Regions from separate parts of the Homo sapiens genome. Here region 2 is linked to region 1. The links are chromatin loops, found by intact Hi-C in ENCODE. Cell type or tissue: K562. All regions are shown on one strand. Each heading gives the region's core, and the rest is flanking DNA. Links, peaks and the distances in the headings are about the cores only. Region 1 overlaps LOC107984215 (a long non-coding RNA gene). Region 2 has its middle 46 kb from the start of PTF1A.

The links. Hi-C counts contacts between places; a loop is a spot of excess contacts. Peaks named below come from ENCODE experiments on the same cell type or tissue, not always from the same donor. Only the 100,000 strongest peaks of a DNase experiment are listed, where the experiment ranks them.
Region 2: a loop joins it to region 1, with 4 times the contacts of the local background. A loop is called at or near these places in 3 of 110 quality-filtered maps.

What each region holds. Positions count from the first base shown.
Region 1 is chr10:23,078,913-23,084,295 of GRCh38, reverse strand. The region is part of intron 1 of LOC107984215 (a long non-coding RNA gene); the gene reads left to right. Among named protein-coding and RNA genes, the nearest start is that of MSRB2, 14 kb to the left of the region's middle. In K562, for the core only: a CTCF peak has its summit at 2,192 (motif pointing left); a DNase peak (open chromatin) is centred at 2,195; H3K27me3 peaks cover 394 bases.
Region 2 is chr10:23,143,518-23,148,900 of GRCh38, reverse strand. No RefSeq gene overlaps it. Among named protein-coding and RNA genes, the nearest start is that of PTF1A, 46 kb to the left of the region's middle. In K562, for the core only: no CTCF peak of the experiment used is centred there; a DNase peak (open chromatin) is centred at 2,980; H3K4me3 peaks cover 260 bases; H3K27me3 peaks cover 2,605 bases.

The sequences.
Region 1 (5,383 bases), core at 92-5,091:
GTGTGTGTGTTAAACATTCTAATTTCTTCTTGTTGTGTATTTGAGGGTAATTTTAGTATATTTATACAGTCATGTATTGCTTAACGAAGAGAGAGGCATCCTGAGAAATGCATCATTAGGTGATTTTGTCATTGTGTAAACATCATAGAGTGTACTTACACAAACGTAGATGGTACAACCAACTACATAACTAGGCTATATGGTATAGCCTGCTGCTCCTAGGCTACAAACCTGTACAGCATGTGACTATACTAAATACTGTAGACAATTGTTAACACAATGGCAAGTATCTGTGTATCTAAGCATATATAAACATAGAAAAGGTACAGTAAAAATACAGTATGATAATCTTAATGAACTACCATGGTATATGTGGCCTATTGTTGAAAGAAATGTCATTATATGGTATATGACTGTATTTTACCGAGTAATCTTGCCAAACTCCCTTCTTGCATTCAACAATGTGTCTTGAAGAATTTCTTAGATTTTCTATGAAAACAATCTCATTATCACATCATCTTTCTTCCTTTCCTGTCCAATACCTTTAATTTCTTATTGTGCTGGCTGAGACCCCCATTCAATGTTGAATAGAAGTAGTGATAGCAGGTGCCCTTGTTTTGTTCCTGACTCTAAAGGAAATGCTTCTAACATTTCCCCGATACAGAGCATAGATTGTTGGAGATTTTTGGTAGTTAATCTTTATTAGGATATAGAAGTTCCTTTCTATTCCTAGTTTACTAAGAGTTTTTGTCATGAATGAGCGTTGGATTTTATTTGTTGACTTTCCTGCTGCAGTGAGATAATCATATAATTTTTCTCTTTTACTGTGTTAATGTAGTGTATTATATTAATAGAGTTTCTACTAATGCTAAGTCATCATTGAAATTTTCAGGTCATTTTCATGACCATACTTGGTCATGACGTGATTTGTTATTTTAAAACATGCATTTAATTTGGTTTCCCAATGTCTTTTTTAGGATTTTTGCATTTATGTTCAAAATTGAGTTTAGTTTATAATTTTCTTTTCTCTTAGTTCCATTGCCTGCTTTTTAAAAATTAAGCTTATTCTAGTCTTACCAAATGCATCTCGAAAGCTTATGTATATTGCTCAAAATTCAATCAGTGTGTGTGTGTGTGTGTGTGTGTGTGTAATTTTAATGGCTTCACTATTGTTTGGATGTATCATAATTTATTTGCAAGTTAAAGAAGATACTTTGTATATAGTTTGTTGGTGATTTTAATATTTAAATATGAATTTAAATATGATGAACAGTTAGTAAAACCAATATAAAAATAGTATTTTATTATTCTGATCTATCTGGTTCTGTTCCCATATCACAGAGGTTTTCTGGCCAAATTGGTGGGCTAGCACTTACCTTTTAGCAGAGGTGAGTTTCCCCTCCAGAGGCCTGGCATCTTTCCTACTCTGCAGACTGGCATTATTTCAGGATGAATCTGGGTTTGGTCCAGGGAACTCCGCCTCTGGTCATTGATCTCCTGGGCTCTTCATGTCTGAGGCATCTTGTCTTTATCCCCACACTCTGCCAATTACTTTTCTTCCATTCATATGTGAAGACTTTTGCTGCCTCTAGTGCTCCTTTGGGTCCTTTACTTTCTGAGGCTAATCTAAATGTGTTCCTTTTTTCCTCAAGGGAACCACCCCTATCTATCTGGCATTCTAGAATAAAAATCTAGAAAGCTGAATTCTAACTCAGTAATTTCTCTGCTAGTCCTCCAGTCCATGCACTTCCATTTTCATGAGCCTTTGTTTACATATGAAGTATGGTTCCAGGACGGTTCTACTGGCTCTTTTTTTTTGGCAGGGGTTGTCGGGGGGCGAGGTGGGCGGCGGCAGGGTCTCACTCTGTTGCTCAGTTGAAGTGCAGTGATGCAATCATGGCTAACTATAGTGGCCAACTCCAAGATTCCAGCAATCCTCCTGCCTCAACCTCCTGAGTAGCTGGGATTAAAGACACGCACCCCCATGCCTGGCTAATTTTTGTATGTGTTTGTAGAGAGAAGGTCTCACTATGTTCCCCACGCTGGTCTTGAACTCCTAGGCTCAAGTGATCCTCCCACCTCAGCCTCCCAAAATGCTGGGATTACAAGTGTGAGCCACCGCACCCGGCTTCCACCGGCTCTTGTTGTATCTTTACAAATAGTCTGGTCCTTGAAACCCAAATATCACCCTCTTGTGGCAGAGAAGTATTTCAGCATGGAGGAAGGTCTAGATTATCCTCTAGTTGCATCTTAATTTCACTGGGTCCACTGAACAAGGCTTTCAGAGCAAACATCATTGTGCCTTTGAGCACCTTCAGCAACTTCTTTGAAATCATGGGGGCAAATCTCTGAACATATTTACAGGGGATGGTGAATCTTCTGTCTCCAGATGGCTCACCACAACAAGTTAATCCCACTTCATGTTACTGGTAATTGAATTCTCCCCTGAGAAGGAAATTGTATGAGATCCATGAACATTTGATGTATGGATATTTCTAAACAGCCTGACTTGGAAAAGATTAAAACAGCCTTGTATTCCCAATCCCTCAGACCTCCTCACCGGCAGGACCCAGATTTTAATCTGCTCCAGGTGGCTAAACTCAGGAAGGCTTATATCTCTCAGCATCTTCAATTAATGCCAAGTGTAATCATAGTTGGCAGAGTTCAGGGTGTTCTGGCACGTTCAAGGGACGGGCAGAGAACCTCCCTGCCAAGTCCTCAGAGTCCTATCTTTTGGACAGCACTTTTCATAATCAAAAGCTACCGTGATTAATGAGCTACAGGCAATGGGTAATCCCCCGTACTTAAAAATCAGAACCATGGAAAAAGAAGTAAGAGCAAATTATTCCACATAGCCTTGGGTTTCTTGACCTCAGAAGCTTTGTGCAAAATCTTTCTTTTAGGACCTTTGCCATGCAGACAGCTGAAACCTGACTGAGTAAGAGAGAGGCTGCCTGGGGCTCTGCGTCAGTGAGTGTTATTTGTTTAAATGTTGCCCATGAGCCCAGAGGCGTTTGAAATTGGCCACATTTAAAAGTAAAACAAAGCATCAAGACATTGGGTTTGGAAAATAATTACATAACTGGGCTTGCTTTTTTGCTCGTTTGACTGGCATCTGGTCCAAGGCAACATGAAGCAAGATGCTTCCAGAGCTTGTTATAAGGACAACTCTACAGTGGAAACTGACCCCCGACACTGCTTTCAGCAAGTCCTAAAAGTCCAATTTATACTGCAGGATTGAAAAGGAAGTTTTACCTTAGGAAAAAAATTAGGACTTGAGCAAACGTTTTTCTTTAATTTGATGGCTATGGAGTAGTTTTGTTTTGTTTTTCAAAGAGAAGCTTTGTAAATTTCCCTAGAAACAAGGAAATCAGAGTTGCAGAGCAGATGGAGAAACTAGTCCTTGTATTTAATGCCTTTTCAGAAATACTACCAAGATAATGGAGTAAAAATCACCTCTAGAAACTTAATAGACTTACAAAATTTTTGATGTAGGTAATAAGTTGGCTTTTATGATTACCAAGAGGTCAATAGAAAACAAGAAAATAGTGTTCATCATTCAACTGGATCCTTGGCTTTTTTTTTTCAATTTTATAAATTACTAAAGTTTGTATTTAAATTAAATTTCATTAGTCATTGTAAAATGGCACATTGACTTCATTATGGATTATTTTAAAAGCTGTAGAAATGCAGTCAATTTTATTTTATCACACACACACTACATAAAAGTCTTTGTAATTACTTTGTTTTATGAGACTCCCCATCAGTTGGGTACATTGTAAATATCCCATTCCACAGTTTATGGGTGGGGAAAATGAACCACGTGGAGGTTAAGCTGCTCGTGTTCACATTACAGCAGCAGTGATGGAATTAAATCTGAGCCATTCTCAGTAACGGAAGAATCTGCCCCCATATATGAAATCCGGAGCCCTCCAAGAGTTTTGCAAGAAAGAGCTCTAGAAAGAACATCTCCAAAACTGGAGAAAGCGTCCACACGTGGGTCTCAATTCCGTCCTTTCCTTTTGGGAACAGTCAGTGTCCAGTGTCCTGCTCTGTTGTAAATAACAACAGCAACAACAAATTTACTGCGTTCCGTTTAGCCCAGCCCAGGCAGACTAACAATTCCTAAACAACATGAGCACATGCAAAAGGAAAACCAGAAAGAAATAAACAGTGAATTAAGCCTCCTCCATTTACCTGTCCCCTCCCATAATCTGATTTTGTGGTACCCTAGATTCACCCTTCCTCCCAGCAAGTCCTCTGGAATTCCACTTCGGCCATAAACAAACTCCTGCTTTGAGGCTCAGGTTACTTAGGTCTACAAACACCCATGATCTGTTTCTCAGTCCTGCCATCTGTCAACCTTTGGGTCACTCTCCCGCATTCACTGGGGACATGTGCGCCTGGTTTAGTGTCTTTCTCTCCAGTCCAGCAGCTGGGCAACCTCAGGGTTCATGCCGAGGACTGTGCAACACTCCCACTGCAGGTCTGTGTGCTCAAGTCTCATCTCCCCCACTGCCTCCTTCAGGAAGCTAGGGCATCAGATACTCAGAATGTCTGGACCAGGCAGCTTAAATAAAAGTCTATCCCCAAGACTATCCCAAGCAACTCCCAGTCATAGAATCAGAAATACTTCAATCATTGTGGAAATAGCTCTTAGTCTCAAAATGTATTTTATCTGCAGCAAAGCAGAATTCTTGTTGAAACTGCTGGGTAAGAAGGTTCTAAAAAATTTCTCTTGATTACAAGATAGTAAATGGAAATTATTAATAACCCATTCATACAAGTTTAATGTGTATAAATTATCATAGATATTACTATTGAGCCTGTGGACTGCCATGGCTATGTGATTTAGTGACTATAATAATATTTATAAGGGCTTTTCCCATAGAAGCTAAGTCCCGCCAGGAATCATTACACTTGACTCAGGGGCTTATTTGCTATTTGTTTTCCATTTGTCCCAAATGTTTTTTGTTTTCTCTAAAATCTCATTCCCTGATTTTTTGCATTAATTGAGTTTTTGGCATTTTGGTTCTCTGTTTTTCCCTGTGTTGAATTTTTGAGTCATGCCTCTTTGTATTTGTTTTTAATGGTTGCTCTGGAGGTTACGATTACATCCTTATTACATGCAGTCTATTATACCAGTTCTCATATAAAATCTTAAACTATATGCAGCTGGCTTTCCATATCCACAGGTTCTGCACCTGGGCATTCAACCAACCATGGACAGAAAATATTTTAAAAAACAATAAAAGATAACACTATAACAATATAAAATACAAATAAAAATATAAGATAACAACTATTTATATAGCATTTACATTGTATTAGGTATTAGAAGTAATCCAGAGATGATTTAAAGTATATGGGAGGATGTGAGTAG
Region 2 (5,383 bases), core at 200-5,199, 64 kb before region 1:
AGTAGAAGTAAAATCAGTGGGCCCAGCGCGGTGGCTCACGCCTGTAATCCCAGCACTTTGGGAGACCGAGGTGGTTGGATCACCTAAGGTCAGGAGTCTGAGATCAGCCTGACCAATATGGTGAAACCCCCATCTCTACTAAAAATACAAAAATTAGCCAGGCGTGGTTGCGTTCGGCTGTACTTCCAGCTACTGGGGAGACAGAGGCAGGAAAATCATTTGAACCGGGGAGGCAGAGGTTGCAGTGAGCAGAAATCATGCCCCGGCACTCCAGCCTGGGCAACAGGGTAAGACTTCGTCTCAAAAAAACAAACAAAAAACCAAGAAGTAAAATCAGTGGCCGCAAATCAGTATGCATAGTAATTACCATTGTGTAAATTATATAAACATGCACACTGCACACGTGCGCACACGCAGACACACACACGCCCACATGCACACACACGCACAGGCACACACGCACACACACACACGAACACACACATGCATGCGCACACATGCACAGGCACACACGCACGCACACGCACACACGCACACATGCATGCACATGCACGCACACACACGCACACGCACGCACACACAAGCAGGGCCTAGAAGGATATATATGAATTCATGTTATTGGTTGCTCCTGGCGAAGGAGGAAGGAGACTGGAACATCTGAGAGAGGAACCAAGAAGATGTCACCTTCCCCTGCAGCATTTCATGCACACACACAGAAAAACACATACACACCCACGTATTATCACCAGATGCTCACATTGATTCATTCTGCTGGTGAATAGTACAGATGTGTTGGTTAGATTACTCTGTACTAATTTTCTTCAACTCCCCCAAGTATTTCATTTTTATATAATAAAAAGTATGTATTTACCTGGGGGGGAAATGATCTCCAAAGACACACGGTGGCTATTTTTAGAGGTTGGAATTGTGGTGATGTAGATTTTCTTCTCTCCATTTTTTACTTTTGTAATAAGACAAAAAGTGAGTTATATGCAAATTTTTGTTGAATCTAGGAGCAAAGTGAGGAAGGAATTTAGACCCCTGAGTGAGGTATTTTCATCACCGCCCTCTGTGGTGGTCAGTGTTTCCACTCAGGACTTAAGGGTTAAGATATTGGGAAGAAAATGGAATTATGATGAAGTCTCTCCTGCAAAAAGAAAAGTTGAGTCAGTAGTGACCTTTATAAAATGCATGGGGAAGCAGCAGGCTGGTGACAATTTTCTGCAGACAAGAGAAAAAAAAAACTTCTATTTTTGTTTCTAGCTTAGAGCACAGGTCTAAAACACCTGACGGCTGGACAGCATAAAAACTGGTCAAAAATATGGATACCTTGAAGTGATTTTAATTTCTTCATTAAGGTGTTTTTATTTAATAGGAAGAATAATTTGAATTGACAGATACTTCTACTAGTGCATCCAAATCACTTGTCATCTAAACTTGGACATTCTTGAGAGAGAAAGGACAGCTAACGTGGATCAGGACTCTCCTAGGCATGGGACATAAGGTCTTCCTAACTATGATTGTCTGAAGTACTTTGTGCAGTAGAGCACCAAGGCTGCCATGCATCCAACAAGCATTCAGTCATCCAATGAGCGTCTAGTGAGCATCTACCATGAACCGGCACTATGCATGTCCTGGGAGAGCAGCAGTGACCAAGACAGACTTGAGTGGCCTCCACTGAGCTCATCACCTCCACGGAGAGGACCAGCCCTGCTTTCAGAGACTCCAGAGCCCAGTCGCTCTGAGGCAGAGCCAGCTCAGACCCTGGCTTTTAAAGTCACACCTGAGACCTGCTATTCAAACCTACATTGATTCCTGCATAGGTGGTGGCAGGAGCTGAGCGGCAGGGAGCACCACTAAGGAGAAGCTGGGAAACCGTATCCGGACACTTGCAGCCCATCATCTAGCAGGGAAGAATGCTGTTAAGCAAGTAACTACAAAATTCATGAATTGCACGTCTACTGCGTGATTTGAGAGCCTAGAGTGTATAACAGGAATATCTGACCTGGTTTAGGAGCTCATGGGTTTTTCCCAAGGAAGTGGCGTCAAGCCGAGACCTAAAGAGTGATAGGATTTAACCGGGTAAGAGGGAAGGGGCTTCGTGCAGAGCCCCTGCATACTTAAAAGCAAGAAGGAACACAATGCATTTATGGATCCAAAAGAGGCCAATGTGGCTAGAGGACACAGAGAAATTCATATGCTTGGTTTATTTCTCTAGTTTCGTGTGTGTGTGTGTGTGTGTATTTAAAATCATATCCTGTTCTTAAAAACCACACTTCACTCTGAGCATTTTACCCAGCAATGAAAGGCTTTCTGGAGGCTTCGAGTGAAGCTATGTACAGACACAGTTTTTTTCCTGGGAAGTGCACAGGAAGTGCACGGCTGATGGGATGGGAGTAACAGAAGCCCTTCCCAGTGCTGGTGCAGAGGTGAGAACCCACTTCTGCCCCAGCCAGGTAAGACCTGGCACAGTTCCACAGTAGCCCGGGCGGAGCAGCTGTGTGCGGTCAGGGACCCTCTGTGCACTCTTAGGAGCTTGCTGGTTTTTACGTCCCAAACTCCCTCTTGCTGCTTGCTGGGTTAGGGTTTTATCTTTCAAGTGGCCTAGAAATCCTGCGTCCCCTAGCCAGCACAGCGAGAGCGGCCAGCTCAGAAGAAAAACGGCTGATCACAGTGACAGAGGCAAATCTGACGCTGAGAAAGGCAGGCATCTTGCCTCCCCGTGGCTGGCTCTGTCATTTTTTTCTGGGACAGCAGTTTCCCTCCATTGAGTATGTACGGCTGGAACTGAAGCAGTGTGGATCTGGGATGTTTGATTCCACGACACATAACTGGTTGGGGGCAGAGGGTCCATCAGAACGATGAGTGGAGCTCTGGGAGCTGGGACCAGCATCCTGGGGTCAGCACAATGGCTGACACCCACGTTCCTGCAGAGTGCGCTGAAACCAGGCTCTATCAGCAGCCGCTCCCCACCCAGCCGCCCGGCGAAAGGACTGGTTACAGGATGGGCGTGGCTGCCAACTTCATTAGGCTGTCTCTCTGATGGTCTCTCTGTGGCTTCCACAGGGAAAGATTATAATAGTAGTGCTAAAGAATTATGATAGTTGGCCGGGTGTGGTGGTTCATGCCTGTAATCCCAGCACTTTGGGAGGCGGAGGCAGGAGGATCACCCTAGGTCAGCAGTTCAAGACCAGCCTGGCCAACATGGCAAAACCCCGTCTCCACACAAAAAAAAAAAAAAAAAAAAAAGTATATGTATATATATAATTTGTATTATATATATAAAATTTGTATTTTATATATATATTTGTATTTAATTTTGTATTTTTAATTTGTATTTTATATTTATATACATATATATATATGCAAAAATTAGCTGGGCGTGGTGGCGTGCACCTGTAATCCCAGCTACTCTGGAGGCTGAGGCAGGAGAATCTCTTGAACCCAGGAGGCGGAGGTCGCAGTGAGCCCAGATCACGTCACTGCACTCCAGCCTGGGTGACAGAGCGAGACTCCATCTAAAAAAAAAGACTTATGATAGTTAAGTAGTGCTAAAAAAGAAGCCTCACAGATTTTGGAGTCAGAAAAATCTGGGTTTGAGGCTGGTCCTGGTGCCTCATGCTTATAATCCTAGCACTTTGGGAGGCCTAGGTGGGAGGATCACTTGAGGCCAAGAATTCAAGACCAGCCTGGGCAAAATAGTGAGACCCCATTTCTACAAAAATAAAAATAAATTAGCCAGGCATGCTGGTGCATGCCTGTAGTCCTAGCTACTCGGGAGATTAAGGCAGGAGGATCCCTTGAACCCAGGAGTTTGGGGCTTCAGTGAGCTATGATCAAGCCACAGTACTCCAGCCCTGGGTGACAGAGCAAAACTCTATAGAGAAAAGAAAAAGAAAAATCTGGGTTGAAATCTTAACTTGACCCTGCTTGCTGGGTATCCTTGGGCAAGTCATTGAACTCTTTAACTGTAAAATGGGACTATCAACATCTATCTCATAGGATGGTTGTAGGGATTATATGAGATCATGTATACCAAATATTTAGCATGGTGCGTGACAGGTAGTATGTTCTCAGTAACTGCCTGAGCTAGGGAGAAAATTGTTTCTCTCCCTTATTATTCTTAGCAGAGCTGTGTTGGAGGTCACCGGCTTGAAGATTGAACCAGGGACAGTGGGGCTGTGATGGAGAAAGACAGCCAAAGGCTTTCACACTCTACCTGTTACTGTCCATGGGCTTTTAGAACTCTGATTTAGGCTGGGCACAGTAGCTCACACCTGTAATCCCAGCACTCTGGGAGGCCAGGGCAGGTGGATCACTTGAGCTGAGTTCAAGACCAGCCTGGGAAACATGGCAAAACTTCGTCTCTGCAAAAAAACAAAATTAGCCAAGCATAGTGGTATATGTCTGTAGTCCCAGCTACTTGGGAGTCTGAGGTGGGAGCATCGCTTGAGCCCAGGAGGTAGAGGCTGCAGTGAGCCATGATGGCACCACTGCACTCCAGCCTGTGAGACACAGCGAGACCTTGTCTCGAAACAAACAAACAACAACAAAAAACCCCCTGATTTAGGGAACTTTCAGGAGTTGGTCATCCTCAAACCCCAAATCAGTGGACTGCCTATAATTTAAAACCACTTTCATCTGTCTGGTTTGATCAGGTCTTCCAAATGACAAAAACAAAACAAAACTTCCATGTCCCAGCAAGGTTATTGAGGGGACATGTGAAGTAAAAATGAAAAGAGGTGGTCATCTAGATGTTATAACATTTGGAGAATCTTGTAAATTTCTTATTGCCTCAAAAATATTTGTTTAAAAAGCTCCATCCAAATTTGGTTATTATGATATGCATCCACTTGGTGGTCTCAGCCTCTGGTGACCAGAGCTAGGTGTATGGGCTGAGTCCCGTGGTCTGCATGCAAATATGCAGAGTGAGGTCACGGAAGGTAGACCCTGGTTGCCATCTGCAAGAGGAACAAGCCATCAGAACCCTCTGGCTTTCAGCCTAGGTCTCAGTTATTTGTCTCACAGGGTGCAGTTGATTTAAAAAGTTATAAAAGTACCCAGGGGTGATGCTCACATGGAATCAGAACCTTAGGACTATAAAATAAAGATCAATAAAAAAATCTTTTATGGATCCGTTAGCAACTTTCTGTGGGATGTGTTCTGGCCTTCCTTGTTTTTGACTGGGCAAGCTGCATTCATGCCCTCCTACGGGGGTGGATAGATGGCGAGGCATTTTCTTAAACACAGAAAGCAGGATTTTCCTGGCACGAACAAAGAGTGATCTCAAAAAAATAACTCGTCCTGGTGTTCAAGTACTGCCAACTAAAAGGGCCACAGAGGCAGTGCCCTAAAATGCAAGGCATCATTTTTGAAATTTAAC